Regions from separate parts of the Homo sapiens genome. Here all the other regions are linked to region 1. Evidence: chromatin loops called from intact Hi-C (ENCODE). Cell type or tissue: gastrocnemius medialis. All regions are shown on one strand. Links, peaks and the distances in the headings refer to the core of each region. The heading gives the core; the rest is flanking DNA.

Region 1 (11,120 bases), core at 1,559-9,558:
TATATGTGAATTAGTGCATGTAGTAACACATATTCACATTTAGAATTGAGAACCCCTGAGCTACACTAAAGGAAGAAATAAAATGAAAGTCTCTATGTAAATGTCACAGCCTTCTTGCCTTTCTTCCTTAAGATAATTCTCAAGTTTTCAGTGTGAATGGAGAAAGAATAGAAAATTCCAAAGTGCTTTTTCTTGCCTACACATTTAACCCCATTTTCTAATATAAAGCTACTATAACCTTAATACATGTCATGTTTGTTGTTTTGAGAATTAGGAAGAAAAATATATAAAAGTAAGTGGGTTTCATGGCAAACATATAGTAGGTACTTGGAAAATACTGGCTGTTATTCTAAATCCTGATTGATTGAGCCCATCTTTAAAAAGTGACTGAGAAGAGCATGGCCACCTGGTGCCTGTCATTCATCCCACATGGGCCTTTCCTCTGTGGCTCCACTGAACATCTGCCACTCTCAAATCCTCAGGCATTGGTCTCATCTTTATTGGAATTAGATGCCAAAACCACAACATCATTGAATGCATGTGAGATACCACTCCACCCTCTTCTGAATGTTATAATAAAAGTATTACTTCCTAATAAAATGGAAATAAATTGAAAGACTAAGCATTCACTAGAAGGAGGGAATGATATATCAAGGACAAAGATAGCCCATAATGAGAATCAAAATAGTCAAATTATCTTCCAGAGCTTTTTCTCAAATGTGTAAGGAAAATATTTACTATAAATTGTTCTGTGTATCACACTTAATAGAACTACAGCAGTAGAAAGGAGGTAAGTGATTTTACTCCTTCATTAGCTCAACAAATACATTTGTAGAATACCTATTGGTACGATGGGCTGGATACTGACCTCAATCCTAACCAACCCGTAATAGGAATAATCTGCAGACATAGAAATAAGAGTTAAATTTCTGGACTTTAACAGGAAGCTACTTTCAAGAAGACTGTACTGTCTGTGATTGTCTGAATTATACACAAAGCTCATCTCTCTTATTCCCATGCAGAATTTGCCAGTTCCATGTGCCAGTTCCAGAAATGATCTAAGTATCATTGCTCTCACTTAATCTACCCTCAAAATAGAACTGAGTGCTTTTCTATTTACCATACCCATAAAGAACCTGATATATCGGACCCAGCCTGGAAAGACTCCCTTTGTTGCACACACAGTACAGAACATATTATTTCTGGCAATAAGAACACTGTGACCCCCATGTAAACTCCTTTGGAAGCAGTGTTTTCCCTTTGGTCTTTTTTCCTTCATATATCTCTCTTCAAACCTTATACGTGCAAGTCAAATAAAGCTACTATGACTGGATTGGGAAAAAAGGATATAGGACAAGGATAATATTTTATCCCTCTGGTTCCTAGCTCTTCTTGAACATTTTATATGTACTATTCAGTTTTTAGGCAGATAAGAAGATGAATCAGCTCTTTTCGGTCTTGTTTTGGTAAAGACTAAGGAGTTGCTTGGTGTTTGTTCTTTACAAAACCAATAAAGACCTTTCCTTTTTCACTTGTTTAGTACAGGACCCAAGGCAGCCTGCACCAAATCAAATAGAGATAGTATCAGGACATGGCACATTTCATTCTTTTAAAAATATCTGCAAGACGAATTCAAACAAGAGCCGTGAGTCATCTAGCAGAATTCTATCATGCTGTTTCACAAAGGTGTTTAATAAGTAATGTTGTTTGCTTCTTGACTAATCAACTTGAAGAGAGTCAACATTAAACACGAACAACAACAGAAAGAAAACAGCAGAACCTAGAAAATTTCCTTCCACGAGTCTAGTGGCTGGAGAGAGTTTTGTTGGAATGCTTATAACTATCAAAAACACAAAACTCAGCTAAGTGCTGAGTTGAGTCTAATTAGTGCTTCTAATTAGAGCACCAGATTCCATTACCTGTAGAGATTCAGATTTCCCTTAGGTTCTGTTACAAAGACCAAAAGCTTCAGTTTCCTTTCCTACACATCACCTGAGAGAACTTCTGGTGGTTCCCACTCTGGGGAACTGATTCCTAATTCAGGTCCTCCCCACATCTGCCCAAGCTTTCAAATGCCCTGAAGGCCAGAATATAGGGGTGATGTGATTTTTAAGCTCCCAATATTTGCTGTCCTCTGCTGCAGCTCCAGCTTATTCCTTGCCTGTCAAAGGCAGTTGCTGCTGGACCTCAGAGCTCCCTCCTTGTTCCAGGGTGAATTCATGGTATTAATGAGAGGTATTAAATGCCATTAGCACCTATGGAAGCTTTTGTCTCATAATCTGGAAAGCTGAGAAAACACTGGAATAAAAGAGGTTTGGGATTGAAAGTGGTATGTATCTGAAGCATTTTATCAACAAGGAATGGAGGAAGTTTATGCATTGACCATCTCTTGTTCTGAGGAATACAACTAGACCCATTCAATAGCACTTTAGGCAGCTAGTCACTATTTATAATTTCTGTTTTCTTTTCTCTAAGTTGACCTAAATGACTTTAAGATGATCTTGGGAATATTAATGTAGAAAATGTCCATTTATAATGTGTAAAGCACTTATTTTTACACTTATTCAAAAAACATTGAAATTTATGGACTATGTACTCAGCTACGTGCTGGGAATGTGAAAATGAACAAAAGCATTACATCACATTAGAGATATAAAGACAAAATACTGCCTAGCAATTAGTGAGTGCTTAGCAGTTCTGTGCTGTAGCCACGTATTAACTTACTTAGACAGCACAATGTCCTTGTAAGGTACCAATAGTACTTCTATTTTACAGGTTAAAAAAGCCAATGCACAGGGAAGTTAAGTGACTGCCCAAGGTCATAGAGCTAATAAATGTCCAAGATCAGATTCATACTCAGGCATTCTGGCTCCAAAATCTACTGTTATTTTGGCAAAGTGTAATGCTAGCAAACATTTCTAATTTTCACTTAATACCCTACAATTCCATTTATTTTACACTCCAACTGTATCCCAAAAAGAGTGTGTACAATTTATCACCAACTATAAGAACTTTTATTATTGAATGAGACTCTCTGAAGTAGATGAGGAATATTAGACTGATTTTATAAAAGAGAAAACTCAAGCTCAAAATGTAAATTGATTTGTCACATGGCCAGTCATTTATTCATTCATCCGACAAAAGTTTTTTGAACCTATGTGACACACAAAGAAGATTAGGACACAATCTCTCTCTAAGGCATACAGAGAAATATTATGGAAATGATACAAAACAAGCAATTAGTGCTGCCTGGAGATGTCTCAGAGGAGGCACTATGTGTAGATGACAAGCCCTTTACACAGCAAGACCTGCCTTCTCAGATATGATGCAGAGATGAAGCTTAAAATTTGTGTTCCTTGTATATTAAAGTAATTAAATTATCTTCTTTCAAAATGGTCAAGTCCCAAGTACCTTGGATCAATATAATCTCCTATGAACAATTTCATGTAGTTGGCCTTGAAACTCTACAGTTTATAATATTTCACTGCTCTTAGTCATTCAAATAATTATTGAACACCCACTAACTAGAAGTCACTGTTCTAGGTGTTCTGGTGAACACAAAGTGAAAAGGACATGTTTCTTACCCTCAAGAAATTTTAATTTAGCAAAAGAAATCTACCCAGAAATAAATATCTATAATACTAAGCAGAATGTGCTTACTGCCAACAGAGAGATGCAACAATCTGATACTGCACATAGAAGAGAAACCAATTAATACACTCTTACGTTAGAAATCCATTGACAGCTTAAATGTGAAAGGTATTCATGAGTGAGGACAATAAAATTGAATGTCTTGATTATCAGACTATTAGATATGAACTGAGTTGTGAGCTCTCATGAGACACTTAAGATGTTAAAGATGTTTCTTTTTCTATAATTTTTCTATGATATATCTATTTTAATAATTGTATGCTAATAATGTAGCCATATTTATCAAATACTTGCTGTGGTTTAAACAGCCTGACCTCTGAGCTCTAAAATCAAAGGTTTCTAAACACTACACTCATCACTCTGTCATAGGGAGTACAGGAAGAGGGTAAATTAAGACATCATCTGTTTCTTGTGGTGAGGTTTGCATCATCATGACTTTTTCAATTCTTAAATATCTCTGCATATATAAAGACATGTTCAGCATAAAATAGAAACTCCTTAGCATGCTATTCAAAATGCTTCCTGATCTCCCCACCTGCTTCTACCACCTTTGTCTCTCATCACTTTAGGTGTACACCCTACATTCCTGGCGAATTGAATTATCTTAGGTTCCCCAAACATGGCATGACTTTGTACCATCCAGCCCTTCCTCGGCCCTTCTTGCCCCATCCTTTCAAACTTATCTCAGTGATCACCTCCTCTGGGGAGCCTTCCTTGACTCTTTTTCCCTGAGCCAGGTTAAGGGTCTCTGCTCTGTGTGTTCTAATGCTTTGGGCTTTCTCCATCATAGCTTTCCCACAACCCAGTGCACCTCTGTTCCCTGGCCTCTCATCTAAACTTGACTGAGAAGGTCTGGAAAGCAGGGATTATATCTTTCATTGCTTTCGCTCAAGTACCCATTTGATGCATGGCAAGAATAGGAACACAACATACTAGCTGAATGCAAATATGGAAGAAGAGAGGGAGGGAACATAAGTGGCTTTAGTTATTTCTAAGAGAAAGGGGAGTTGTTCTGAAAAAGAGGAATTTAAGACAGGCTGCTGAGGAATTATGAAACTGAAAGTAATTATATTTTCCTTGATATCTAATAACATTTAGCCTATTACTTGAATTCATTTATATTACCTCAATAAATTCCTTCTGCATAGTATTTTTTTAGGTACTCTACTTGGGCAGGTTTTCTTAAAATTTCAATCTATACAACAACTGGACCATTTTAATTATTTTTTTTTCATCAGCTGGGCCTAAAATGTGTTTATTTTGAAAATGTTAATATCCCATATATATCACGTATATATAAATGAAAAAAGTATACAAATTCCATGCTTAATTATTTTGTTTGCATCTGAAACAATGATGTTGCTATAAGCATTACTATGGATCACTGTAAATATCTTGAAAAAGCAACATCATCTTCTTAAAGGACATTAATGTTTCAATAGCTATGGCAGAAACAACGGAAGCTATGACAATTGTTACATTTCGAACTACTTTTTGTGTGTTTCTTTGGCCACCCCAACTTTTGCTTCATCTTTGCTTTCAGGCTGACCACCCAAAAATCAGACCATGTTCATAAAATGGATTTGGCCTCAGTTTCCTCTGCTTGCTTTCTTCAATGAAATCATGTGCCTGGAAATGGAAGGCATAGGACACGATACATTATGACCAATCAGTCATGTTTTACAGTTTTGGGTTCAATTGCAGCTGTCCTGTAAATACAGGCTCACCTCATTCTGTTTTTGAAACATATTGTATATTTATCTCTGATTCAAACTACATTCCCTTAACAATGATAAATACGTTTGGGGTGATCAATAAATATCAACCATAGCTTAGCTTGTTTTCTGTGAACACACTAGAAGTATAATAAATAAGATAATCTATAATCCCGAAGGATGAATATTTTGGAGGATCGAGATGAGTTATTCTAATAGGTGCTATATTCATATTTCATGCCATGTTCTCATAAGTCTTAGTAACATCTGATAATTAGAGGAACTTTTCTCCAATCAACTATTAGTCAATGTCGACAACTGACACTTACTTGTATATTCTGCTAAGCGATTTGACAAATAGGTTCATTCACCAAACACATTAGGAAACTCTAAAAAGAACAGGAAGTATATCAGATTCTTGAGTTATATGGCTCACTCCACTTGAATCCAGTGGTTGGTTTACAGCAAGCAGCAAGTTCCTAATGCTGTCTCAACATCGCCACCTGCTGCTCACTCCAGGTCCAAACATCCGTATCTCAAGCCACAGGCTGCCAGACACTTCCTCTGGGTGAGAAACATTCCTGAACCTTGGGTAATCATCAAACCCTAGCAGAATTAAAGGTAATCAATTGCACTCCTGGAGCCACTGGACAAAGGCAGTGGGGGAACTGTTGTCAATGTGGGCAATTAAGTGATAATTATATTTTACTGAATTTCACAAATTTTGTAAGTTTTGTTCTCTGCTATTTATTTTCTAGCATTTAGAACAATGCCTGACACATAGCAGTGGCTCAATAAATATATACTAAATAAGTGAATATCTAAAGAGAAGGGTAATTATTCTCATGAATTCACCTTTAAATAATAAAATAAATTATTGTAAAATATTTCTAGTAAATAATAATATCCCTATCTAGAATTGTTAGAGAGGGGAATGAATGAAAATGAAAGGAGGTGGGGTGTGGTGGCTCACACCTATAATCCCAGCACTTTGGGAGGCCAAGGAGGGTGGATCCCTTGAGCCCAGGAGCTCAAGACAAGCCTGAGCAACATGGCAAAATCCCATCTCTACAAAAAATACAAAAAATTAGCCTGGTATGGTGGAGTCCCAGTTGCCTGGGAGGCTGAGGTGAGAGGATTACCTGAGCCCCGGAGGTCAGGGCTACAGTGAGCTGTGATCATGCCACTGCACTTCAGCCTCGGTGACAGTGAGACCCTGTCCCCACCCCCTGAAAAAAAAAGAAAGAAAGAAAATGAAAGGAAAAGGGGGAAGAGGGACTCCTCAATGATTTTAACCAGGAATATGATAAAACCTGGATGAAAAAAGGAATATATATGATATGAGAAAATTACTAAGTCTATTCTGCAGATAAAATTGGATATTTATTCTTTTTATTTTAACTAAATTCAAAAAAGTAAAAAGTATATTTAAAAAATCATATATTTCACTTTTTACCAAGCAGATATTCAAGCTATCCCACTCACTCATTTATATATTGCCCATTACACTAACAAATTTGATACATTAGTATTTGACATAGAAATTGAAAAAGTATATTGACATAGCTTCAACGAATTTGGAACAAGAAGTTGTTTGCTGAAAAATAATTCCACTTTTCAAGAATGAAATTGATTTTCAAGGAAAGTACCTTTTTGTAAAGTGCTGACTTCACCTTTTATTCCTGCAGTGCTAACATCCAATTTGCATGTGCCGGGAGAGAAAATTCTTCATGGATCTCTGGTGCTCCTACACATCTCACTGGTAGGTCAAGAATACAAGACTCTGATCCCTTTATATCTGGGCCACTTCTCAGTGTTGGGTCTGCAACTAGCAACCTTCAGGATTGAGGTGATGTTGCCCTTCAAGACAAAGAGCAGGCATGCTTCCTATTTGCTGTAAAACTACAGATTCCCCAAGCTTAGGGTTCCTCTCCTGAACCCCACCTGCTGCAGTTGCATATATCCATCTGGGTCCATCTGCATCACTCAGGGGGATTTGGGGCTGGGAGAATTGATGTGGCATGCTGACACTCTGGCTGCTGCTTTGCTATAATCAATCACCTCTGAGCCAGAGGTCAGGTGTCTTCTGCAATCATCCATGAAACTGTGATAAGTTAACATGTTAGCTTGAATGTAGGGTAAAATCTCAAACCCCTCACAGTTCTTGAGAGCATGACTTCCTCTAAGAACAGGAATGTTCACAATTAGGAAACCCAGTGCACTCAAGGCACAACGAAGTGAATTTTCAAGAGGAAAATTCAGTGTTTCGGAGATAATTCATTATATAAACTGAACATAGCTTTTCACTAGTGTAAACAGAATTTTATTCTAGAAAAAACATTTTAAGGGATTTTGAAATTATATTAATTTTAAAACTTCAGTTCTTTATTTAAACTAGGGCTATAAGTGTCAGGCTAAAAATTGGGTAAAGTGGTCAAATTTTTATAAAATTTGGAGGTTTTACAATATAAATAAAAAAGAAAAATACCATTTATAAGCCACAAGAAGAGTTTTCTTCTTTGAGTAGATTTACACGACATAATTTCATCATTTATTTTACTTAATAATATAGTATAAATAATATAGTTATTTTACTTAATAACATAGTAAAAAATTCATTTCAACAGTCATGATTAAACATCTACATTCCAAACTCCAGCTTCTATTTTTGCTGAGGTAGAAATATCCATCATCTTTCACACTGAGTTCTTAGATTTGGAGTCAGAAATTATTTCCTTGATGCTTTGAAAAGGGAGAAAGGATTCTAACACTATTCTGAGTGCCACTTGTCTATAGAACCTGCTATAGTATGGATAAATCCCAGTGGAGCTTATTATAATTTGTATAGTTAGCATGCCATGGCTTTCAAATGATAAAATGGGGAATCTAGAAATCGAAAGTCTTTGTGATTATGAAACATAAATTCTCTACTCCAATCTGACCTGAATTACTGTATGAGTTTGAGAAAGTAACCACTCTCTTCTTCTTCTTCTTTTTTTTTTTAAAAAAAAGGCTTTTGCAGGAGATATTTCTTCTCTGTTAAAACCCAGAAAAATATCCCAGCAAAGTACAAAATAATGAGAGCAGAGAAAACAAAAGTAAGAGAATGGGAATGAAAGAGAGAAACTACATTTTGCAAGGCTGTAAACTATAGGGTTTGTACTGGAAGCATTGCTTTATAGCAATATGTTTGATAATGGTTTTCCTTAGAAACAATATTAACTGACTTGTAGATGACTCACTCATTTTGAAGAATGAATATGCAGTTTAAATTTAAAAGTCTCTTATTCAAAAACAGAATTACTGAGGAGAAACTTAACTAGCACCTAACATCTAATTAGTTCAATAGCTCCAGTAATATGGTATATCTGTTTCCTCTCTTAAAGAAATCCCAAATGACAAATAATCTGACAATAAATCTTTCTTTAACATTTTACCACAATTTAGCAACTCTGTTTTGAAATTTTACTATTTATTTTTTCAAAAAGTTTCTTATTAGTAAAGAAGTTCAAAATTAAGTCACTATTTTGATATACACCAGGACATTGTATTCAGGGTGTTGATGTTGTGATTTTTAGATCACAATGTACCTAGGTTCCAGGGTTTCCTCATTCATTTCCTGCCACATTGTCCGTTTTGAAAACATCAGTGAAATTTAAGGTATGAAACAATTCTAAAAACACCGTTTGAAGGTGTATATTACATTGGAAAAGGTAGAAAAAATTTTCAAATAAGATCACCAGCCTCTTACACTGAGCCGTACTCAAGTGATGTGAACAGGTGAACATTGCCACTTAGCAGGAACCACCTGCTGCAATCAATGTCCAATGAATCAGAGAGGAGAAGCAGAGCACTCCTCCAACTCAAGACCTGGAGATGGTCCACAGCCAGATTTCACTCTGGCTGACTTAAAAAGGCAAGACCAAGGTGGAACAATCAGGCTAAGGCACTGTTTCTAGCCTTACGGCTTGTGTGCAAAAAGGCTTGCAATATTCATATGTATTTTACCTGGTAAATTAAAGAGGATGAATAAAAGGAGGCCTTCGGTAAAAATTTTAAGGTATTTTTCAGCCTTGATACATTTATGATAATTCTCTTCCTCCATGGGAAACACTATAATGTGGGCACAAGTGTCCCCCCGAAACAGACCAGTGGCAGCTGTAAGATAAAACCCTCATGAGGCTAGGCATGGTGGCTCATGCCTACAATTTCAATATTTTGGGAGGCCAGCGCAGGAGGATCACTTGAGCCCAGGAGTTTGAGGCCAGCCTGCACAACATAGCAAGACCCTGTCTCTACCAAAAAAAAAAAGTAGTCAAGCATGGTGGCATGTGCCTATGATTCCAGCTACGTGGGAGGCTGAGGTGGGACAATCACTTGAGTCCAGGAGGTCGAGGCTGCAGTAAGCTATGATCACGCCACTACACTCCAGCCAGGGTGACAGAGCCAGGCCCTTTCTCAAAACAACAACAAAAACCATCCAATGAACCAAACCAAACCAAACAAAACAAAAAGACAAAAAACCCTCACGAGGTTTGTTTGTTGTTTTTAAAGTCACCTTTTACATGTGAAAACAGTCTTTCAGTTTTGAGAATCAAATAATGGCCATAATAGGAATATATGTTAAAAGCTCTCTTTGCTGCTATCAGTTTTGAAATTTTACATGGCGTTTTGACTTCTGTGATGTGCTCCAGTCAGTTGAAGTAATGGGTCTTTTACTGGTCTGCCTGATTACCGAAAATTATCAACTTGACCTCACACTGACCTTGTTAGCACTGTTAAAAAATTCATTCGCCTTCTTTAACCAGGTATTCCTTTCCACCATGAGTTGACCAAATTCTTCTTGAAGCTGACTGAGTTTCTGGTGAGAGAGCTGGAGGTGTTCTTTCTCCACGTAGTCCTTTGACAGCAGAATTCTCAGTGCCTCACTCTTCAGCTTCTCAACAGCAGAATTCCATTCCTGCAAGAGATTATTCTTATTATTTTATACATCTCCTCTGTTATGGACCGAATGCTTGTGTCCCCCCGAAATTCCTCTGCTGAAATCTAACCCCCAAGGTGATGATATTAGGAAGTAGGGCTTTGGGAGATGATTAGTGACCTTATGAAAGAGGCCTGAGAGGGCTGCCTTGCCCCTTCCACCATGTGAGGATACAGTAAGTTGGCAGTCTGCAACCCAGAAGAGGGTTTTCACCACAACTCTACCGTGCTGGCACCCTGATCTCAAACTTCTCACACCCAGGACAATGAGACATAAATATCTATTGTATACAAGCCATTCAGTCTATGTTACTTTGTTATAGAAACTCAAACTGACAAAGACACCTCTTTTTATAATTTCTGATAAGATTCAGAGAATATTTAGATATGCTGAGTATATCAAAAATCTGCCATTCGATTTTCAAATCATGAAATTGTAGTAAATATTGTAGTGGTAAATGCTTCACTACAGGTTTGAGTACCATGTAGATGTAGTGGGAAAAGACACAGAAAGAGGCTAAAAAGGGAGAGTAGAAAGAGGCAGGAAGTTGGGATGAGTGACTGGCAGAGCTACCAGCTGACCTGAATACAGGTCACTTCCATTTCTGTGAACTCCACCTAAAAATATACCCCCTATACAATGAACAACAGTTTTAAATCTTGAACTCATTTTGTCCGATGTGTATTCATTTAAGTATAAAAACATATCTTTCCCACAATTCAGTCTCACTGTCAATGCAGGTAAATGTGTACAAGAAATGAAGAGAAATCACA
Region 2 (11,120 bases), core at 1,451-9,450, 210 kb after region 1:
GACTAACTAACGATGAAAAATAAAATTTTCAGCATAAATTATAACCCCTCAAGGGAATAAAATCTTTTTATACTATTTTTCTGTTTCCTGAAAATAATACTAATTAGTTCAGTGTAAGTTGACTTAATTGTCTAACCATGGTAATGATATTTAAAAAAAAAAAAACCTTATGTTTCAGCATTTTTAAAATCTGCTTACCAACACTTTTCAGCTTCTCTTCAAGCAGTTTTAAAGTTTGCTGAATCGATGCTCCATCAGCTGGTGCTACATCTACGCACAACATCCCTAATAAGCCATCCAACTGCTGAGACAACTAAAGCAGAGGGACACCAAAGAGATAACCCTGATGTAATCAGCATCTAAAGTGTTTAATGATTAATGAGGTTTATATCTAATGAGGTTATCACAATTACACTTGAAAAGACTACACTGTTACAAGACAAGGACGAATCATTAGAATATGCATTATCTGGAAGACAGAACACACAGATGCATGCACCAGGAAGACAAAGAAGTACATTCAGGTCAGCAGAATGCAAAAAAGTATTGAGACTTCCATTTCCATCTAAGTTATAAAGCATAAACATTGAGAAGGAGTCAAAATAAAATATTCTACTAGATTGGAACACTCTAGTTAGACAATAAAAGGTTGAATTGCATGCAGAATGACTTAAAAAATACTTGTTTTTAAAAAAAATCAAAGAATTTTATCTCATTACCCCCACCAGTAATTCATTTTATTGGTTCAGAAAAATAATTTAGGAGGCATGCAAACCTGAAAAAAATTACGTGTAGGTAAGTGTTCAGATAATTTGAAGAAAAGAAAAGAATCAGAATAGACACTTACATCTTGGGCAACACCATGAAATTCAAGAGCTGCTTGTAAGAGATTTTGCCTAAATTCCAGCTGACTGGCCTGTCGATAACAAACATCACTAAGTTGTTGCTGCAGTGACTTTAGTTCCACAAGATCTTCCTCATCGCCAGCATTCAAGAGTGCTGCAATTTGCTGATTAAGTTCCACATACACTGCAAACCATTCCTGTAATCAAGATGTTACAAAGTAAACTAAGGCTCAAATTAGTTCCTGGAAGAGATTACATTTTATAATTTCTCCAGATAAACTAAGTAATACATGATTTTTTTTTTCTAAGGCAAAATTATTAAAATTGAGGGTGGAAAGTTCCTAATCCTGTGATCCCTGGAACTCAATCCCTGACCTCTAAATGTTCTCTTCTCTTCCTTGCTCTAAGTGAAACCTGTCCGCCCTCAGTCACCCCTGCAGCCTTCTCAACTGATTACTGTTTCCATGTCTGACATACTGCAAGCCTGAAGGTGGGTTTGGGTGCCTCGTTCCTCACTACTTGCAGACCATTTATTTTCCCTCTTCTTTCAAAAAACCGTATCCCCTTTGAAGTGCATGCTGTTAGATTACATCTTTTCAGCTTTCTGTGTGGTATCACCTCATCCACAGAAGGGTTTAGCAAAGGTCACACTGCCTTCCTCTCAGCATCAGCCTTCTTAGTGACTTCCACTACATAGGCACCCACCACCATCCTGAACCTCCAGTTCCTTGACTCCCTCCCTCACCTCCAACTAACTTGTCCTCACCTCAACTCAGCTACCTCTTCCACTGGCCATAAAAACGTGTCATCATATACTACTATGTAGCTCCAAAAATCTGTTTCATGAAACCCATTTTCTGACCACCTATTGACTCTCCCATTCACCTCTGTTTGTAGGCTCACACCTACAATCCCATGGAATCCACCAATCTACTGACCTCTCTACCATCCAGCACATGAGAACCTCTGTCCTCACTTCCATCCTTGATCAAAGGCTATAACCACCTCCCAGCATATAACCCATGCCCCTGCCTGGCTTTCTTTCCTTCCATCAGAATGACCTGTTGAAACCTGAGATCTGTTTTCTCTGCCTAATGTGTGCCTGTACCAGAGTAGCCGAACATGGGTAGACTAAAAACAACTAGGTGGATAGCGCTCTCTCTCTTTTCCCTCACATCAGAAGGGTAACGTGCTGATGTTGTTACAAGGCTTAGAGGGAGACACATCTCAGATGAGTGTGAGCACCCATCATCATGCTTATAAACTACAAAAGGATTGACAGATCTCTTTTTAAAGTTATGACTAAATAATCTCAAATGAGTCTTTGGCAATCCTTTTATGTTTCTCTAGTAAATTCACTTTCTCATTCTCATGATCATTTATGTTTTTTTCACTATCAGTCTCCAATTCCCTTTTCACTTCTTCATTCTCAGCCAAAGATCTTAATTCACTGGGAAGTAATCGGAAAACTCTTTCATCTTCCCACCAACAAATCCCCAACCCTCCGTTCTTCTACAGCCCTATGCTCTGCCCTCAGAGCTGTAATAATCAGCCGCCTGTCTCTTCTTCTAAGGCCAACCACTCCACTTGTGCATTACAGCCTATCTCTGTTGCCTACACAAAGCTTTGCTCTCACAGTTATCTTCTCTGTCTCCCATCAGTTCTTCTGTCTCAACTGGATTATTTCCACCAGCATATAAATAAGCTGTAATTTATTAAACAATAAAATACACATTTAAGATTTGTGCATTTTACTACGCTGAAATTAAACCTCAGTTAAAAAAAATTTTTTTCTTAAAGGAGTTCTCTGTATTTACTCTTTTCTCATTTTTCATTCTTTTTTTAATCCATTCCAATCAGGATTTTGTTTTCCCACCCTTCTGAAACCAATTGTCAAATTCACCAAAAAATTCCATCTTGCCACAAATCCAATGGTCAATTCTCAGTCTTTATTTTATTGAACCTCTCAACAAACAGCTGCATTTGGCACAAGTAAGCACTTCCTCCTCCTTCAAATGGCCTTTTCTCTTGTTTTCTGAGACACAACAGCTCCTTTTAGCCTTCTTTGCTGGCTCTCCTCCCTCTTTTTGCACTTAAAGTTTAGGTTGACCCAAGGCTCAGTTTTCCAGAGGCTCTCTTTTCTTCTCACTGGGTTTGGATGACTTCACCTAGTCCCATGCCTTTAAATAGATCTATAGGCTAAGAATTACCAAATTAATATAGGCTTTAAATATATCTATAGGCTAAGAACTACCAAGTTAATATAGGCTCTAAATACATCTATAGGCTAAGAATTACCAAATTAATCATCAACACTGACCCCTCCCATGAACCCCAGATACTGATACCCAACTGCCCACTAGCCACCTTCATCTGGATGACTACTAGATATCTAAAATCTAACCTGCCACCAAAGACACTGATTCACTATCCTCCCAACCTGTTCCTCTCGCAGTCCTCCCTGCCTTAGTAGCTGCTAAGGCCAAAAGCCTGATTCTTTCATCAGCAAGTCTTGCTGGCTCAACCTCATCAACTTCTATCAATTCTCATTACTTCTAATGCCTCCATCTATCAGCCCCCCGCCTTCCATTTTCATTGCTAGTCTCTGTTCCCTATTTTCCACACAATAGCCGGTGATTTGCTTAAAACATAAATTAATTATCTGTCCAAAAGTTTCAAATAACTTCACATAACATTTAAAATAAATTTCAAGTTTCTTTTCATGGGCTAAAAGACATTACATGTTTTGGCTCCTGACTTCCTCTAAAACTTTATTTTCTGTGACTCTCCTTTGCTCCCTGTACTCTAGCCACACCAACATTCTTGCTGTTCCTCAATCATCTTCCTGTGCTGGGGTGTTTCTACTGCTGTGTCCTCTATCTGAATTGCCCTTTGTTTGGATTACTTCTCGACATCATTTCAAGGTTTCTGATTAAATGTCATCTCCTCAGAGAGGCCTTTCCTAAAATCTATACCTATATTGCTTTCCGCTCCCCAACTTGAATGTAAATTCCATATAGTAAGACAGTATTATATGGCAAAAGCCTAGAACAACACATGACACATAGTATGTGCTCAATTAACATTCATTGATTGAAGGTATAAAACATTAATCACTGTAGATTTACTGACATTACATTAAGTAGGTAACAGAGGGTGATTTTGTCACTCAGGGAACATGTGGCAGTGTCTGGAAACATTTTGGGTTATCACAACTGAGGAATGGGGATGCCACTGCATGCAGTAAGTAGAAGCCAGTGATGCTGCAAAATACCCTACCATGTGCAGGACAGCCCTTACGACAGACATTTATCTGGCCCAAAGTCTCAAGAGTCTGCTGAGGATGAGAAATCCTCCTATATCCAATGGTGATGATAATATCTGTCTTACCTTGTTTATCAGTTATTGTTTGGATTTAACTCAATAACAAGCATAGAATATTTTTAAACTACATAGTTTATAATGGTTAACAGAGACTATTTTAAAGTAGAAAATATTACCTCAGAAAATTATCACTGTCATGCTCTAAAATATAAAAGGATTTCAATACCTTATTCATAGTACTTACATATCATTAAATGCTCTAAATAAATAGGCTTAACTCTTTGAAGACGTAATAGCAACGATTCTGAGAAAAGCAGTGAAGGATTAGAGTCCTAGAATAGCACTTTTCAGAGCTACCAGCATTAGACCACTTGGGGTGTTTATTAAAAATGTCTAAGCTTCACTCCTGACTTACTAAATCAGTATCTGGAGTTGGCCCTGGAATATATATTTCAACAAGCATCTCTGATGACTCTTATGCCTGTTAAGGTTTAGGAATCACCACTGTGGAGCTAATTATTTCCTGGTTTGAATTTGTAAAATATAGGCTCCAGCAACCTGACCAGGGATGTAAATACATTGTGAGGACTAGTATGTCTCAAGAAATTAACACCTGAAATTAGAGACATTGATATTACCGATTGAGGTTGCCATAAAGAAATAGTCTCTCTGGGATGTGGAGAGCAAAAAAATCTGGCTAATACATTTGCATGTATTTAAAAAAAGTCATCCAAATGTTTCTTCCTAAAAAACGGGTATGTACGGCCGGGCACAGTGGCTCATGCCTGTAATCCCAGCACTTTGGGAGGTCAAGATGGGCAGATCACGAGGTCAGGAGATGGAGACTATCCTGGCCAACAGGGTGAAGCCCCGTCTCTACTAAAAATACAAAAATTAGCTGGGTGTGGTGGCGCATGCCTGTAATCCCAGCTACTCTGGAGGCTGAGGCAGGAGAATCGCTTGAACCTGGGAGGCAGAGGTTGCAGTGAGCTGAGATAGCACCACTGCACTCCAGGCTGGCGAGAGAGCTAGACACTGTCTCAAAAAAAAAAAAAAGAAAAGAAAAAAAAAAAAACCCAGTAGAATGTAGACTGCCTAGAACCTTAGGTGTATTTTGTTCACTTACAGCCATTCTCCGGTCTGTCTCTTATGTATATTTAACTGTGTAGAAAATGATTATTTTATAGCAAAATAAAAAAACACCAATATATGGGATTTGGATTGAGATGGTAAGAAAAGGGCTTGAAGGTTCACATTTAGGACACAAGCAGTCAGGATTGACAATGCAATCATGTTGGCAGTGACGCATACTTGGTGAAATGATGGATATTTATACTTTATACCATGAAATGTGAATCCATATGTAGGCAGAAGGAAACAGTGCCAACTCGGGTTAAAAAGGTGATTATACTCAGACTACACATTAGGAGAAATGAGTCTTGATTCGCCAGGTAGACCTGTTCTGCATAATGCACCAGAGAAAGTGGTTTCTTTGTAGACCAGAACTCAGCACTATGAGATGGTGGGATAGTGACAAAATTCTGAAGTAGTTTCAGATATTTATGCTCCTCGATGTTCCTATCACACACGCTTTTCCTACCACACACTTTCTTCAACCCAAAACATAAAATTAGATTTTTGAACTAAACTGCTTTTAAATTTATTGTCAGTTACTATAACCATTTTCATGTACCTTATTTTTTTTGTTGTGTTCTATTAAAAAACCAAGTTAACTTCTAATTACCAATCCTTGAACTAGAACTACAGGTTGGCAGAAATTTCATTTTTCTATGTATTAAAACTTAATATCCTAACAAATTTGGGGTTTTTAGCTTTATTTCTGCATTATGCTTTTATATGGACTCTAAAATTTAATATATGACATAAAATTTAATATATGACATTGAGCTGGTAATGCAAGATTGTATGTTAAAAGTTTTCTCAAATTCTACCGTTAACAGCTGTCAATGCCAGAAATTAGTCATACTTTCACAAGACTTGAACAATTCCAATAATGCTTTAATCTGTTAACTCTTAGTTACAGAGAGAAAAGAAAGCTTTTAATAAAATATTAGAATATCTTAAACATCATAAGCTAAAATATTCATCCAGCATCAACCAACCTATTCTCAGGGTGACAATGCAGTGCCACCTATTGGCTAAAACAGCACAACTGGCTTTTTAAAAATATGTCAAAAGTGGGAAGAATAGTGTAATGAACTCCTTCCTATCCAGCTTCAATAATGATCAATTCATGGGTAATTCTGTTTCACATACACTCCCATCCATTCAATCTGTTCCTACCTCCCAATTCTGAAACAAAACCCAAATATCACACATGATTTAAGGAAATAAAATCTCTTGATAGCCATCAATGTTTCTTTAGGTCATGTCTATAAATGCAGATGTCAATGTATATGTACATTCCTAAGTATTAAAAGTACAAGAATGAAAAACTACTGTAGCTTAACCATATCTGTAAAATTTAGTAGCTTTCTCTAAGAGACAGCTAGAGAAAGGATCCCCCCTGGGTATCAAGAGATCTGTGTCTTAACAATAGTCCAACTATTCACTGATCAAAAAACGTAGCTTCCCAGTTTTTTCATCTATAAAGTAAGATGAAGATATTAGAATAATCTATAAGGTATTTTGCAATTCAAAAGTTTTATATATTGGTTCCACATTATAAGTAAGCTTAAGCACATGGGAAGGGCCACCCTTAAGCGATGTTTCTTTAAGCTGATTTTGAAAACCTTATAAATATATTAAAAATACAAAACCAACATCTGAACATAGCAATTTCTATGTACATCATCTGCAATTTCATCCATACTATACGCAATATGAAATTTGCTTTTGAAGTCTTTTTGTAAACTTAGAGTACAGTACAGTATGTATACAATCCAATTTCTAACTGTAATTATTTATCTTGGCATTTAAAAAAAATAATAAAATATAGATAAATCCTGTCTTTAGAATCCTCATGTGCCATGTGTCCTTCCTAAAAAGAACTTTTGGAATACTTTCATAACTAAATCCCCTTAGGTGAAGTCTAGAATGTTCTAGAGTAAATACAGTTTTTTAGGAACTAAAGAGAGGAACAAATTGTAGACTCTAACTATAGTAACATGTTCTAGAACAGTCTACCAGGTTCAAACAAATCACAATCCATGTTAAAAAAAAAATCAAAACATTATTTTAAAAGTACCAAGAGAATTAAAAGATTATATCCTCAGGAACAGGGTTTGTAATATGATTATTTTAGTATAAAAGGAAGAACCATTATGTTGGAACCTGTGAAATGCATAAAATAAATCGATTTTCAATTATGAGATTTCATTTTCAAGTTTTTTACAAGTACTAATTAGAAAAATTGCAAGGAATATATATGTAGTGCCTTTAGACAATTCCAAATCTTGTAATATCTCTTATTATTCCTTCAGCTAGATTACAACTGCTTTAGGGTATAGTAGTAGATTTTCTGCCAATACCAGTAATTGCTATACCTGATTTACAGAACATTACAAAGAAAGCAATATGAGGAAACTAAGCAAAATGGAATACATTTAGAAGAAAAATAAGAATCAGATATTGTTAAATTCTAGTAAAGATGAGATTTACTCATTCATTCAAATTTATTCCCAAGCAAACCATATTACTTATTCTTTAATCTTGTTTAGTTAAAAATGGACATTTCCTAATACTATCCAACATAATTAGAGGAAAGAAGAAACGTTGCAGAAATTAATGTTCCGACGGTACTTAATGCTCATCTGGGTCCAGAGTTTAACATTTTGACCACCTTTTTTAAGACAACCTAAGGAGAAGGGAATTAATGGATTCAAATTTTATTTTTCCAATTTTGTATTTAATCTATTTTAAATTACCAAAGTAATATGACCTTAGGGAGAGGGGGGTGAGCTACCCCGTCCACAAACTGGATGATCTCTTTCTCAGTAATGAAGAATTAACTGTAACAGAGCAGGAGATTAACGAACACCAGCTTCTTTCACATAACAAGTTGTTAAATTTTAAATTATCTTTAACAATTATTATCTATAATCTGCTTAAGAATCTATTTATTTCCCAATTTTATACCTGTGATTTGTCTGATTACCCCTTTCACAAATACAAAAGGGACCCCTAAATGCTCAGAGAATGGAAAAATATTCTGCACCCTCTGGACTTACTCTCCATCAGTTGTGTTTAATGCAGCAATTCTGCTATCACTCTCAGGCATTTAATTGTACTATATACTCCCAATAAAGTGGGGGTGAGGGGGACTTGAAAACAGAAGTTTCTGTCACAGAGACTACAGATGAAAGCTCTATTTTTGTATTATCACTCTTTTTTCTGTCACTGTAGCTTTTAAAATTTCATGCAAATTGTGCTTCTATAAAAATATAATTAAACTGCATTAGAGACAAAACCAAAAACAACCTTCTAATTAACATGTACTAAGTAATCAAAATGTACTTTATGACCTCTAGGCACTTAACAAACTGTACTTCATGCCCCATACCAAAGTTTGCAGCAACTTATCACTCAGTACCACATATGCTACTAATTACCCACGTTCATAATATCATTGTAACTTGCAGAGGAAAAAGCCTCTCACACTGTGCTGGCTCTCAATCTCTTCGTGTTTCTGCTGTAGGGCCTGGGAGGCCCTAATGGAGTCTCCAATGCCCCACTGGGCTCTTAGTTGTTCTGATCCAGGCCCTTCTAGCCAGTTCACCACCTATAAACAAAAGTTGAGATAACATTTTTTAAAGAATCAGAAACTTTTCAAACTTTCATTCTAACTTATTTTTCCCCTCCCAAAGTTCCCCAATTATTTTTAATGTAAATTATTTACATTCTATCACATAGGCAGTAAATGTTTCTTTTGGAACTACACAGCTATAATGTGACAACATTTTCAAAACTTAAATGTGGAAGAATGTACACTGTAGCATCACAAGCTTTCAGCTATCTGATTATCTTTCAGGCTAAAAGAAATCTGGAATGCTTCTATAAAAGAGGATTAAAAATTAACTTACGAAAAGAGAATCAGAGAATCATAAGATTTAGAGTTGGAAGAAACATCAGAAATGATATCAGTCAAAGTTCTTAACTAACATTTAAGAAAACTGAGTTTCAAACAGATTAAGTGACTTGCCCAAGATAACATAATCCATTATTGAAAAACTGGACTAACAGCCATATGTTCTAACTCATAGTCTAATGTTCTTCCCAAGCATTGAAAAAACTGACTGAATTAACTACTATAAAGTTAATATACCACTTTATCACTTCAAAAATAAAATTAAAAACTAATTAGAATTATGCTAATGTAATAAATACCCTCTTGGACTCTTCTTAGGATCAACCAACATTCAGACCCACAAAAGGCCCCACTGGCACCAGTCTGCTAGTAAGGATATAGGGTGGGAACTATAGTTTGCCAGGATGACAGCATCAGGAGTTCTTCAGCTGAGTCCCTCAAGCAGGTATAAGGAGATGAGATCAGTATGGGGCAGATATGGGAGACACTCTGGCATCAAAACATGATACCCCACAGGACTATGCCCATTATGAGTCACTAAACTCAAGGATCCCCACCCCAAGTTATGCCTTCCATCATATATTAATAATTCTCCCAGTCCAGATCTGGAATAATGTTTACTATAAGCAATATTGCCTAGTAACGTAGTTGACATTCCAATTTTTAATCAGGTCTTCAGGGGAACAGAGCTAAAGGGTTAAGCAAAGATCAAGTTCTCATGCAGAAGGAGAGGATTGTGCTGACACTCTACCCACAATCATATACACTCTGAAACTACAAACACATTGTGGAGTAATTTTAGTGGAAAAAATGGTATTACCAAGCTTTACCTTTTGCCAAATTAGAAAAAGGAATTTAAGAATAGATGTATGGTTATATCCTAAATCTAAACTCAGGATAGCTCCCAAGAAGTGAATGGGGATATCTCTGCAGCATAATATTATAGACCCAGTGGGTAGGCTTAACGTAGAAAAGAGCAGTGCAGATATACATTTCTGCTTTTACCAGGTTAAAAAAATATATTTCTAAATCTAACAGTTTATGGATCTTTTTATAATTATATAAAAATACCACATCATAAAGAAAAATCACATAAGCGCTCAGCCCTGTTTGGATATCCACAGATTTTCATGCCTGAATTCAACCAATCACAGATTGAATATATTTGGGAAAAAAAATCAAGCACAAAAAAATAACAATACAACAATTTAAAGATACAAATAATAAGCCAGTACACTATAACAGCTATTTTCATAGCATCTGCATTGTAGTAGATATTATAAGTAATCTAGAGATGATTTAATGTATATGAGAGTATCCATAGGTTATATGCAAATATTATGCCATTTTATATGAGACTTGAACATCTTTGATCTTGGTATCCACAGTCTGCAGGGCGTCCTTGAACCAATCCACCACAAATACCAAGGGACAACCATATTCTATTTCCTTCCATTAATTTTTCACCTGCGTAAGGGTTTTCATATGCTACTCCAGATTTCAGTGTTATAGCCAATTCTCATAGATAACAAGTAGTTTTCATCCCGTTTTTCACTTAGCATTAAACTATAATACTTTAATGATTTTTCCACTTGGCTATTGTTATTATAACATAATTTTCAATGACTTTGCAAATCCTTTTTTCAGAAGGCCAATCCTGTTGCCTGCCTGCCTCCATCTCTTCTATCTGTCCAACCAAGCAACCAATCAACCCACTCTTATTAAGAGCTAAGTAACGTACTGCCTCAAATAACTATTGTACCTGCTATCAATACTTCAATTCTCTATTGTCGGGAACATAGGATGTTTCCAATTTCCATCAATTCTAAGTAATTCTATGACTAACACATATATAGCAGTTATATATAATGTTTTTTTTTCTCTGTTTTATTTTCCCAGAAAAG
Region 3 (11,120 bases), core at 1,461-9,460, 120 kb before region 1:
GGGTGGCTGCTGACAAGTGGCTGGAAAACCATAGGCCAGCTGAACTTGCCAGTCACCAGCATTGCAATGGCAATGGGGATTTCTATGCCTTTGATTATCCTAAGTAGGGTTCTTGCTGCTTTCAAAATGTCTCACTCACAGTAAGGAGAGGGAAATTCAGTCAGCAGCCTCTGGTCAGCCTTTTAAGTGTACAAGGTTCTCAACTGGACCTTTAAAGAAAGTAGCTCTAAGATCAGCAAAGAGCTTGAGTTCAAGGAGGATGAGCACAGGCGCCCTCTTTGACATGGAAGAATTCAAGATAAATGCCTCTCTCCTGACACTTAAAGGTTTGATTTCACATACGGGAGAGATGTGGATTTTAGTGACACTGAGATTGTCCTCACACAGCTCTACGGCACAACAGCAGCAAATGCTTCTAGGTCACTGTTTATCAACCGTGAATTGAAGGAATTTTTTTTTTTGAGGAAGTATTTGCTTTCTCCGATGTCTGGCATATCCTCACTTTCCCTTGCTATTTATTCGGGGTGTTTATGGCTGATGTATGTGTATATGTGTGTGTGTGTGTGTGTGTGTGTGCATGTGTGTGTGCATGTAAAGTTTGTGCATTACAATCTAAGTGACTGAGGGCTTAGGCTATGCACGAAGAAACCAACTGTCCCGGTGGGTAACTGGACTGGCATGATATCTATCATCCATTTATGTATGTTCTAGAAAGTTCATAGATGTGCCCTAAACTGTTCTGTAGACAATCTCCTGAAAACTGATCAAGTGAGTGGAAAATAGTGCAATGTGAACATAATTTCCATCCTGAGTTTCAATACTAGACATAGAGGAACAATAACAAAAAATATACAACCAAAGACTTCTCCATTTAAGGGTTTTGACTATAAGCTACCTGCAGCTGGCTGTAATGTGATATTGTCAACAAACTACAAAATATTTAGAAAATCAGACTTACTGCTTCTTGAGTTACTTGTTTCTGTTTCTTAGTAATTTCTTCAGAAATTCTAGTTTCTTGTTCTTTGGCTTTAGCTGCGGAAATTACTACCTTTGGTACAAATGTTTTTTCAGTTTCTTTTCTTATCTGCAAAGAATGATTTAAGAAAAAACTTTATTTCCTGATGCCCAATGAAATAATATGGTGTTTATTAAATATAACAACATAGGAATTTGAAGATGTAAAATCCCTTTTCTGCAGATGTCACTAAATAAAATAAATAATCCCATGTTCATAAATAAGATCATGCTCTTTCTCTCCTTAAACTGTAAATTATGTAGGCTGCTTAGAGAAAACAAAGTTGAATTCAACACTTTGTTTTGAACAGCAGAATTGTAGTCTTCTTTAAAATGACTTCCAATGTTTACAAATAGATCTATGGCAATATTATTCTGTACTAATTCTGTCATCTAAAGGTAATCTTAGAATATATATCAGAATGGAAGACTTTAGAAGTAATTTTGTCTGATCTTTTTATTTTACATGTGAGAAATCAAGCATGGATAATTTATAATCTGCATTTATACAATATTTTTGTTTTGTCAGTTTTCCTAAATACTGTGAAGAATGCTGTTTCCATCTGGGCACCTAAGGTATATGCGTATGTAGGGGGACAGTTTTCTCTATTTGCCTCTTTGCCATTCTCAAATATCTCATCACTGAAACACAGGATCTCAAGGCTGAAAGGGACTTGAAATTCATCTTCTCAAACCACCCAACTGCCAACTGGTTCCACTGGCCAAGAGCTCTACTAACTGGCATTTTCCAATCTGTCCCCAAATGCCGCCAACCATGGGGCTGTCCTTTTCACCTTTTCTGGTCATTTGGCTTGTTAAAGCCATGCTGTCCATTCCACTTCAAACTCATGTGCAAATGTCTTCCGAAGGAGCCAGGAAGCAGTTGCTAAGATTTCTAAAGCAAAGTGAGTTCAGTGTCTCCTCCACTTTTCCCCATTCCTGCCTCAGCATCTATTTCTTCCTCCTGGTTTTAGCCATCTGTCCTCTCCCTATAGTCTTATACTTAGTGCATCCCCAGATCAATGTGATGAGACCCCTGTTTCTACTCCTGGTGTATGTTCACAGAGTTCTTTTTCATACTCACAAGGGGAGCATTCAGGGACACTACCAAACTTTGGTATCCAGTACCCAGAAATTTACACATACAACAAGGGGATCTTATTAGTATGCTAACAACCATGTGGCCCAAGGAACAACACTCTTCATGGTAAAGGTGATTATCTGTGTTGACCCCTGTAAGAACCTCAGTGAATTTAAAATACAAACCCATTTTCACCTGCTCATGAGTTACGTGCATCTGCTCTTGCTTTGTGGTAATTACTTCTTTGGTTCTTGATTTTAATTCTTGTTCCTTGGCTTTATCGGCGGCCACTACTACCTTAGTTACAGCAGTCTTCTCCGCTTCCTTTCTTACCTGCTTTTCATAGAGAAAGGAAGAAAACACCTTAATGCATCTTACATAAAAATTAGTTCAAGACCAGCCTCGCCAACATGGTGAAATCCTCTACTAAAAAATACAAAAATTAGCTGGGTGTGGTGGCGCACACCTGTAATCCCAGCTACTCACGAGACTGAGGCACAAGAATCACTTAAACCCAGGAGGCGGAGGCTGCAGTGAGCGGAGGTCATGCCACTGCACTCTAGCCTGGGTGACAGAGCGAGACTCTGTCTCAGAAAAGAAAAAAAAGTTACAATAATCTGTCAGGATTTAGACATAAATGTCACACAAGAGGATAAGGAGGAAAGCTGGAATGATTTTAAACTGTAACAGAAAATCTATTCAAATGCGAGGTGGGACATTATCCTGGATTTATGACACTGTTCCAGCTATGAATCAAGTGTCATGTTTGTTTTGAGAAAAGTAAAAACAAAAGTCCTTTGGGGAAACTTAGAGAAATGTAATGCCTTCCCTGAAATAGTAGTTTCCACATCCAGTGTGTGCAGTGACTGAGCTCTGGAATTGACTGGTCTCTGTTTCTCTGGCCACTCTTTGCCTTCCTACCTTGAATACCATAGTTGACTTTTGCCTGCTCATATAGCCCAGGTATTTCTGGCCTACTCTGCTCTTGTGATACTCACATTGTCAACACCTTTGACATCTCCGACCACCTTTTGCTCAGAAAGTTCTAAAAGTCTGGGCCCTGCTGGGCTCAAGGCTGTCTTCAGAATGAATTGAGCACAGCTGCATGCCAAGCTCAGTGGATGGTGGTTGAGTTAATGTGCACTGAAGGACGTGGCTCTGCGGGTGCCCCATGGCAGCCTCGCACGTACCTGTTCTTGAGCAGGTTGGATGTGCACAGCAGTCGTGGTTGTCCTCTGAGCAGTCTGCTCTACAGCGCTGATCACTGGTTCTCTCACTCTGGCCATATCAACGGCAGCAACAACAGTCGCAACAGCTGCACTTTTGTCAGCATCTTGTTTCACCTAGATTAGAAATGACCAAGTAGATTACTTTTTTAAATGACATGCCCAGTAGAAAATAAAAAAGCATACTGGAAAACTGAGCCACCTAGAGCAAAATACACTCATACATAAGCATTTATTATTGCCAAGAAATACAGAGACTGTATCATTAAAACCTGTATATTATGGAAACTTCACAGATTGGAGCTTTTGTCCTAATTAAAAATGGTTTTACAAAGCATGACTACTGAATTTGGTCTTCAGTTGCTGCTATATTTTTATGTTCATATGCATTTTTCCTCCAATTTATACAGACTGAGTTTCATGGCAGAAATCCAGTTGGAGAAACTAGAATGTGAAATAAGGAAAAACAAAACCATTCTGACAGTACCTCTTTAGCACCAGTGGCAACAGCCTCTGCTGCGTAGCTAGCACTGGCCGACACACTGGCGGCAGCACCCGCAGCACCACTGATGGTCACTTGCTCCTGGACACCGTATCTCCCTTCCCATCTCTCTTCTGTCCTGATCTGAGTAGAGGTTGTCAGCGTTGTCTCTCTCATCTCAGCCTCAGATGAGGAGGCCACGTAGCCCTCTTGCTTCCAAGGGGGAGGCACTTCAGGACCTGTGGCCACGGTGGATGCCTGAGTCTTACGCATGAGCAATGGAGACCTAACAGACCTGATGGGGGATGTGGAGATTCTTGCTGCTGGAGACACGGACCTGAAAACCAAAAGGCAGAGGTCAAGAATGTCAAAGCAAGGAGGGGTAACTGGATGTGAATCATGAGATGAAAAGCTGGAAGTGCTTTAAGGCAGAGTTTTAAAATGTGTGCCTCCATAACCCATTCAGAGGGTAAATAATGTACTTGGAAGTAATTTGTTTTAAATCTCAATAAACCTATTCTTATCTGCTGTAACCCTGTAAGAGAATCAGCTTTAATTCCAAATAAGCTGGAGATTTTGTGCCTTGCACCTTCTCACATTAAAAAAAAAAAAAAATCACAACAGAAAAAGCTACTTCTTTAATATGCAGCCAAAGGAAAGACATGTCAAATCCAGCAACCTCTGTATTCCAAATTCATCTCTGTATTCCAATTCTGGGGGGGTTAGAGGATGTCAAATAGGTGTTATAAGAAGAAAGGTTTCTGTAATCAAAATGCTTGTGCCACTCTTGACTAAGCAGCTTAAGCCATTTTTTTTTTTCCCCTGCAGGACTTCCCACAGCCTTTACTATGTCAGTATGCCTTGTGAATTTCCAGGACAGGGGGACACATCCTCAGGAAGCTTTCTGCAGCATGTTGCTGGGTACAGGTTGTGCAGTGCACTTTGCAAATTGCTGCTTTAGCCGAAGTGTTTGTGGACAGCTACTTTTAATTTCCTCCATATTTGTTTACACTCGCCCCCCTTGTATTGCACTCTGGACTTATTTTAAATATCTTTAGAGTTATTGTGGGAATTGACTAACTTAAAAACTAATGATTCTGTGATTTTTGGGTAAATTGATAAAGTTGCTTCTTCCAGAATAGTTTTCATTGTTTGCTTTTTAGGTGTATCCAAAGTGCAAGTAGCATCAGTTGAAGAATTTGGGTGCTAAATCCCAGCACTGATGGCCAAAAAAGACTATTTCTGATCTATAGCAATAATTCTGGGGATTGGCCAACTATTGTAAGGTAAAATTTTTTTCAGAACTGATTTAATTCTTAATAAGGCTTATTACATTTTCCTCTCTAGGTGGCAGTATTGCCCTATCATTGCATTTTATTAATTCTGCATATAAGAAAATGTTTATAAATGCATCTTGTCACTATCTAGGATATTTAGCTTACACTGATCATACATGAAATGATTATTCTAATTAAGCTCAAGGTACAGTTGATATTTTCTCTAACTTACAGAGTACCCTAACAGTACATTACAACATTAACCAGTTTCACGAAGAAATGTTTATTTTCTCGAAGAATGGCTTTTTTTGTGTGAAAATCCATTTACATTTTGTAAATGAAGTTGTAATCAAACTAAAGGGAAATCTAGGGAATAAGCCTCTTTTCTGAACATGACTGCCTTTGAAATATAACAAAAACCAAGTTAGAATAATGTGTGGTTTCCACTAACTGAAGAAAAGCAAAGAGACATGTGCTTTTAAGTTTCACCCTGTGCCTTGTTCTTGCTGTACTTAGTAAATGGGTTTAATTCAAAAAGAGTTAAAGACATGATTAGCATGACATGACTGATTAACAGCAGGACACAGGTAAGCCCATAACTGTGAAAATCATTGTAATTTTGGTCATTATAGGAGAGTGCTTATTTCTGTACTTACAACAAAAAATAATCACCTGGTCACAGCGAGATACAATGCACCTTATTCAATGAAATATGTTTGCCTTACTCTACAACAAAAATCAAGATTAAACTATGAGATATTTAGGAAGCAGTCTATCTTTGATAACCATTATTTTCTCTGCAAATTGGCATTTTATTTCTTAATTATTGGAAAGCAAAATTTTGGGGCAATTTGGATGGTTATTAATGAACTTTCAAAACTGCTAAGATGGTCAAAATGCTCCATGGGATCAGGGACACTCCATGATTCTAAATGACCCTTAGGCTTGGGTTTTAAAATATAGTTAGGTTGTTATCTCCTCAAGAAATTGCATTTGGCTTGTGTTGTGATTTCATGGTGTGCAAACTTGGATTTAGCCTGAGACTGAACATTTTTTTTTATTCGACTGCTAGACATGTTTTTTAAAGTAAGCTTTTTGTTCAAGGTTTCATGTTAGTGTTTGCCAATATCTTTACATTTTTGTGGCTAAAACAATAAAAATTGGAAAACATCTAGCATTTTTTTTCACATGTTTATTGGACTTTTACATTGCCTCTTATGTTAAATACTTTTTTGTATCTTTTGTCTTTTTTTGTGTTGCATTTTTTTCCTTTAAAAATTAATTTGTGGATGATTTTTAATGCATTTAGTGCATTTATTGGTTATTTGTCGTAAGTGTTGCAAACATTCCCCCAGATCCATTTCTTTTAATCCATTTCAATATTTTGCTTGTTTATGGGTCTTATCCAGCATAAGCTTACGTAATTTTGTATGTTATATACTGTTTCTAGGCTGGTGTTGTCTACCTTGTAGCCATTTTATGTTTATTGTGATACTTTTATGGCAGAGGCAATGAAGTACCTTGAGGAGGAGAAAGGTCTTAAAATTTTTTCACAAGTGCTGTTTGGTTTAGAAATGACTTTTTGCTTTTGCCATACATACATGTTGATTTTTATGTAGTTGAATCTGTAACTGTCTTTTTAAAAGCTTTCACCCATAAATGCTTTTGCAGATTGTCTTCTCTTTTTTTTTCATTTTTTAACTATTTAATCAAGCTGAAATTTATTCTGTAAATAGTGAGAGGCAGAGGTTTATGTTTGTTTGCTTCCAGATGGATAGCTAATTGGACCAGCATTCTTTATTAAAATACCTCTCCCTCCCCTGAATTGAAAGGCCACTTTGCTTTTTGAATTCCCTATATACTTGGATCTATTATACTTGGATCTCTTTCTGGACTCTCTGTTTTGTTCCCCTGGTGTATTTTTCTATTCATTTACCAATACCATACTGTTCTGATTATAGTAACTTTACAGTATGTTTGAATATTATTTAGGTCAACTATCTCCTTATTATTCTTTTATAAAAAATTTTCTTGGCAGGGAACATCCATGTGTTTTTTATTTCATTTAAATTGATCAATAAACACTTCTTTGCTCAAATTTTGTACATTTTTCATTTCATCATATTAAAAGTTTCATCATGATAAACTAAATCCCAAACTTTCAAAACTGTTGTGGACAATTTACACTTGATTATATAATTTCTGAGCCCTGATCATGATACATGATCACCTTCTAAAATACTTCCATATTAAGTAAGCATAGAAGTCCATTTTATTTTCTAGATAAAATAACACAAGCATATGCAAAATATTTAAAAGGTTTTACTTACCATCTGAATATAAGAATATTGGCATAATTATTTTCTATTTACAAGGCACTTTCAACTAATTATCTCATTGAAGCCCCAAAATGCAGCTTGAGATCATTCTTATTGTGACTCTCTTTAATTTACAGATGACACAACTGAAACCTTAAATAAACTGCTTAACTTCTTTAATTCCAGTTACCTATCAATAACATTGAGGATAATAATTCTTACAGGTTGTGAACATTTAATGAGATAATGTATGTATAGTTCCAATCTGATAGAGGAAGTGATCCATATATAATAACAATTATTTTATTATTTATACTTATTGCCCTAAATCAAACTGTTAAGTGATCAGGCTGATTTGTCCTTAGGGCTTTGAACTCTAACTTCTGTGCTCTTCTCCTTTCACTGTGCCATATTTTGGCCCCTAAAGTAGATATTTATTACATGAAATATAAATAAGAATTCAGAAGTTTATAAGGGTCTTCAATTTACCTGTGGACAGTGAGGATTTGTGAAAATCATATTCAGTAACTTCTTGGTTTACCTCCTTTGTCACCTGCTACATTTTTGAGTGCATGAAACTTACACGGGAGGAGGGCAGGGAAGTGCTGGGAAGAGAAGTGCGTGGTCCCTAGCGAGGCCTGTGCCCATGGACCTAGGTGAGGACAAACACTCCTGCCTTCCCGCCCAAATGTTGCATTTCCCAAGATCACCCTGACCTGCCACGCCCACACCCTATGCCTATAAAAACCCCTGAGACCCTAGTAGGCAGACACACAAGCGGCTGGATGTCCAGAGGAACACGGAGCCCCACAACCTGCCCGTTTGTATGCTCCCCTAGAGGTTTGAGCAGCGGGACACTGAAGAAGCGAACCACTCTCCGCGTCGCATGCCCTGCGAGGGGGACAAGGGAATCTTTCTCGTTTCAAAACCTAGTTCCAAAATGTGCAATAATCTGCTCTCTCTATGGCAGCTTTACCTGACCGGAGATGGGGTCGGTGCCCGCACGTGTCTGACCGGGGAAGGGGAGTGTCTTATGGGCGATGGGGACTGCTGCCGAGCCAGCTGTGCTTTGGCAGCAATAGACGGTGGTGTTGGGGATCTTGACTTTGGCTTCGGAGGAATCCTGGGAGGTGTTTTATGTGGCAGCTGTTGCCCAGCGGCACCATCTATGACCATCTCAACTGTTGCAATTGATCTGGCATCAAAGTGGGCTTCAATCTTCTGTAAAAGATTAAAACAAAGCCCACGTTGAGGAGGAATAGCTGGGGACGCAACAGCCTGAAAGGCTTGAAAACCAACAGTATAGAAAAATACCTTTTCAATTCGGGTTTGTCTTGATTCTGAGATCTGAGCAGTCGAAACAATTGTCTTTGTCTTTTTAGCAGGTACTTCTTCTTCACCTGTGGGAAGGGAAAGATGAATGTTTGGGAGGGGGCACAATGACCCATTTTAAAAGAGATTCTGTTAATTCTGACTACAAAGTCAAAAAGATTTTCTGGATATCCCAATGGAGAAAATTGCAGAAAGTTTTGGATTTTGCATGAATATAAATTAGGTTTAAAAATAGAAAATGTTCATTACAAGATAAAAATTTACTTAGAATGATTTTTTAAAATTTCATTATTTGCCAATAATTTGGAAATGTAGATCACTTAATTGAAACCCTTTCCAGTTTATAATGAGATTCATAAGCACAGATTGCTTCTATTCTGCGCTCCTGACTAGAATCTCAGGGACTTTTCATGGGTGTCGAAAAGCCAGCTTTTATATCAGCTCACAGCATTCTTCCCAGGGCTGTGAGAGGTGGCAAGTGGACGCTTGGCCCCATTTAGACACAAACCAGCTCTCTCCCCTTCTCTCTGTTCCTCAACCTCCAGCACGTACCTTGAACCAGTAATTCAGCAGTCGAAGTAGCTCTTCCAACGCTATTGGTGGCATTTACTGAATAGGTCCCTGAGTCCTCAGGGTATGCTTCTGCAATCAGTAAGCTGTAGAGGTCGCCTTCTTGTGAAATTTGGAAATCAAGGGAGCTCTGGATTTCGGCTCCATCCCGGTAGAACTTCACCACAGGTGTAGGGATTCCAGTCACTCTCACTTGGAGTCTCACTTGGCTTCCTTGTCTCACGGTCATGCTCTGCAGTCGTTGAACGAAGTTGGGTGGTGCTGTCTCAGCTGCGGGGACAAGAGAACAAAGTCAAGAGTGAGAGCCAGGGTGCTCCCTACAAGGTATTTTTAAATAATCACAGCTCCAATTCCAAAACCAGGTGATGACTCGCCAATCTAAACATCCTTGAATGTCCTTGAACCCAGCTCACCCAGCAATGACAGCAAGAATGGGAGCCAGGAGATTACAGAAGGCTTTCTCACCACCATATTTTATTTTATTTGCTTTGTTTTGCTGAGCAGTTTAGGCCACCACCTTTTGTTTCTTTGTTTTAAATAAAAGCTCTAGATTTTGTTATAACATTTCTTGAGAATCTTTCTGGTACTTCCCCCTCTACCTCACATCTAGCGCTCTATTAATATGTGAAAGCCATGTTGCATATTCCAGTAAGTTGCATTAAAATGAATTCCAGTGGTTGCTACGATGGGTGTACCTGTTACTTAAAGAATCATTACATTTTTAATTTAATTTTTAAAATTCTAAACCTTCTCCAACTTGATAGGTATTCAAATAACCCAAATATTTACTTGCATTTAAAACGTTAATCCCAATAATAACATTACTTCATTTTAATTGTGTTACAGAAAGGGGATTTTTTTGGTTATGTTGAAGGAAATTTTTTATAAGTGTGAGGAGTGAGTGGAATTAACTTTGACATGATTTTGAGTAATAAACAACAGCAGGTGCTGCCAACCCTGTGCATTTTCCATTTGTGAATTTTCTGGGTGCATGCTAAAGTTCTACCTGATGTTACTTGATGTGGTTTCTGCTTAGGTCAATTATAGCCCTATAATTGAACATCATTGAAGGTAAAGTTTATTGGATAAGCATATGTAACTTTACGTAGCTCATGTAAGATATTGTTATAAAACATGTAAAGGCATGCAATATTCTGTATACTAATGTCTCACTAGGTAGTAAAGGATAGAGAAAAACAACAGAGGCCACTAAGATTGGTGATAAGTTTTCTGGGGAAACAGTGTCATGCATTTGAATAATAAACAAGCATTTATTTTCTTCTGGGTATGTTTACATGCCTCTTAAATGGGTGGTCTGTAGACTACCGGCATCAGAATTATCTGGATGCTTGTTAAAGTGTGAATTCCTGGAGATTCACACTTCCCTGGAGAATATGTCTTATTCCTTAAAGGACTTATAAACAAGGCTCCAAGCTTTTCTACTTGCTGAGAAACATGATTTTTAATATTTCCTTAACATACTTTTGAGTGTTTAATATGTGTATTGAGAAACTGATTCTCAGTCACTTTTACGATGTACTCTAGAGGAAAATTAAATTCCAAAAGGCAAACAACTTGGTTATAAATAATTCAGCCTCCAGTAGACCCTTCTGTAGTTTAAGAGCTGCATCTACCTCTGCCCATAGCTTTTTCTGGACTCCTTTCCCAATTTGCTGGAGATGTCCTCTGGGGGAGCAGAGGATTGGCAGGTCCCCAGCAGCCTACCTTTCACGAGAAGCTCAGCAGTACTAGTCGCTTGTCCAGATCCATTGGTGGCTTTCAGGGAATATCGTCCACTGTTGGCTTTAGTCACGGCGGGGA

Evidence for each region. Peaks named below come from ENCODE experiments on the same cell type or tissue, not always from the same donor. Only the 100,000 strongest peaks of a DNase experiment are listed, where the experiment ranks them.
Region 2: a loop joins it to region 1, with 2.6 times the contacts of the local background. A loop is called at or near these places in 20 of 110 quality-filtered maps.
Region 3: a loop joins it to region 1, with 9 times the contacts of the local background. A loop is called at or near these places in 100 of 110 quality-filtered maps.

Annotation. Positions count from the first base shown.
Region 1 is chr2:178,908,582-178,919,701 of GRCh38, forward strand. CCDC141 (coiled-coil domain containing 141) reads right to left here. Exons shown (of 24, transcript NM_173648.4): 7 at 10,132-10,326. It overlaps LOC105373766 (a long non-coding RNA gene), which reads left to right. Exons shown (of 4, transcript XR_001739140.2): 3 at 7,055-7,128. Among named protein-coding and RNA genes, the nearest start is that of TTN, 110 kb to the left of the region's middle. In gastrocnemius medialis, for the core only: CTCF peaks have their summits at 5,867 (motif pointing left) and 6,066; a DNase peak (open chromatin) is centred at 5,880; H3K4me3 peaks cover 172 bases; H3K27ac peaks cover 4,782 bases.
Region 2 is chr2:179,123,517-179,134,636 of GRCh38, forward strand. It overlaps SESTD1 (SEC14 and spectrin domain containing 1), which reads right to left. Exons shown (of 18, transcript NM_178123.5): 10 at 8,788-8,910; 11 at 848-1,042; 12 at 199-313. It overlaps LOC124906166 (small nucleolar RNA U13), which reads right to left and starts at 2,121; the gene lies at 2,020-2,121. In gastrocnemius medialis, for the core only: a CTCF peak has its summit at 6,315 (motif pointing left); no DNase peak of the experiment used is centred there.
Region 3 is chr2:178,791,114-178,802,233 of GRCh38, forward strand. TTN (titin) reads right to left here. Exons shown (of 363, transcript NM_001267550.2): 3 at 11,025-11,120; 4 at 9,282-9,569; 5 at 8,712-8,797; 6 at 8,374-8,618; 7 at 3,809-4,139; 8 at 3,286-3,438; 9 at 2,291-2,428; 10 at 959-1,084. Among named protein-coding and RNA genes, the nearest start is that of TTN, 11 kb to the right of the region's middle. In gastrocnemius medialis, for the core only: a CTCF peak has its summit at 5,135 (motif pointing right); no DNase peak of the experiment used is centred there; H3K4me3 peaks cover 681 bases; H3K27ac peaks cover 7,096 bases.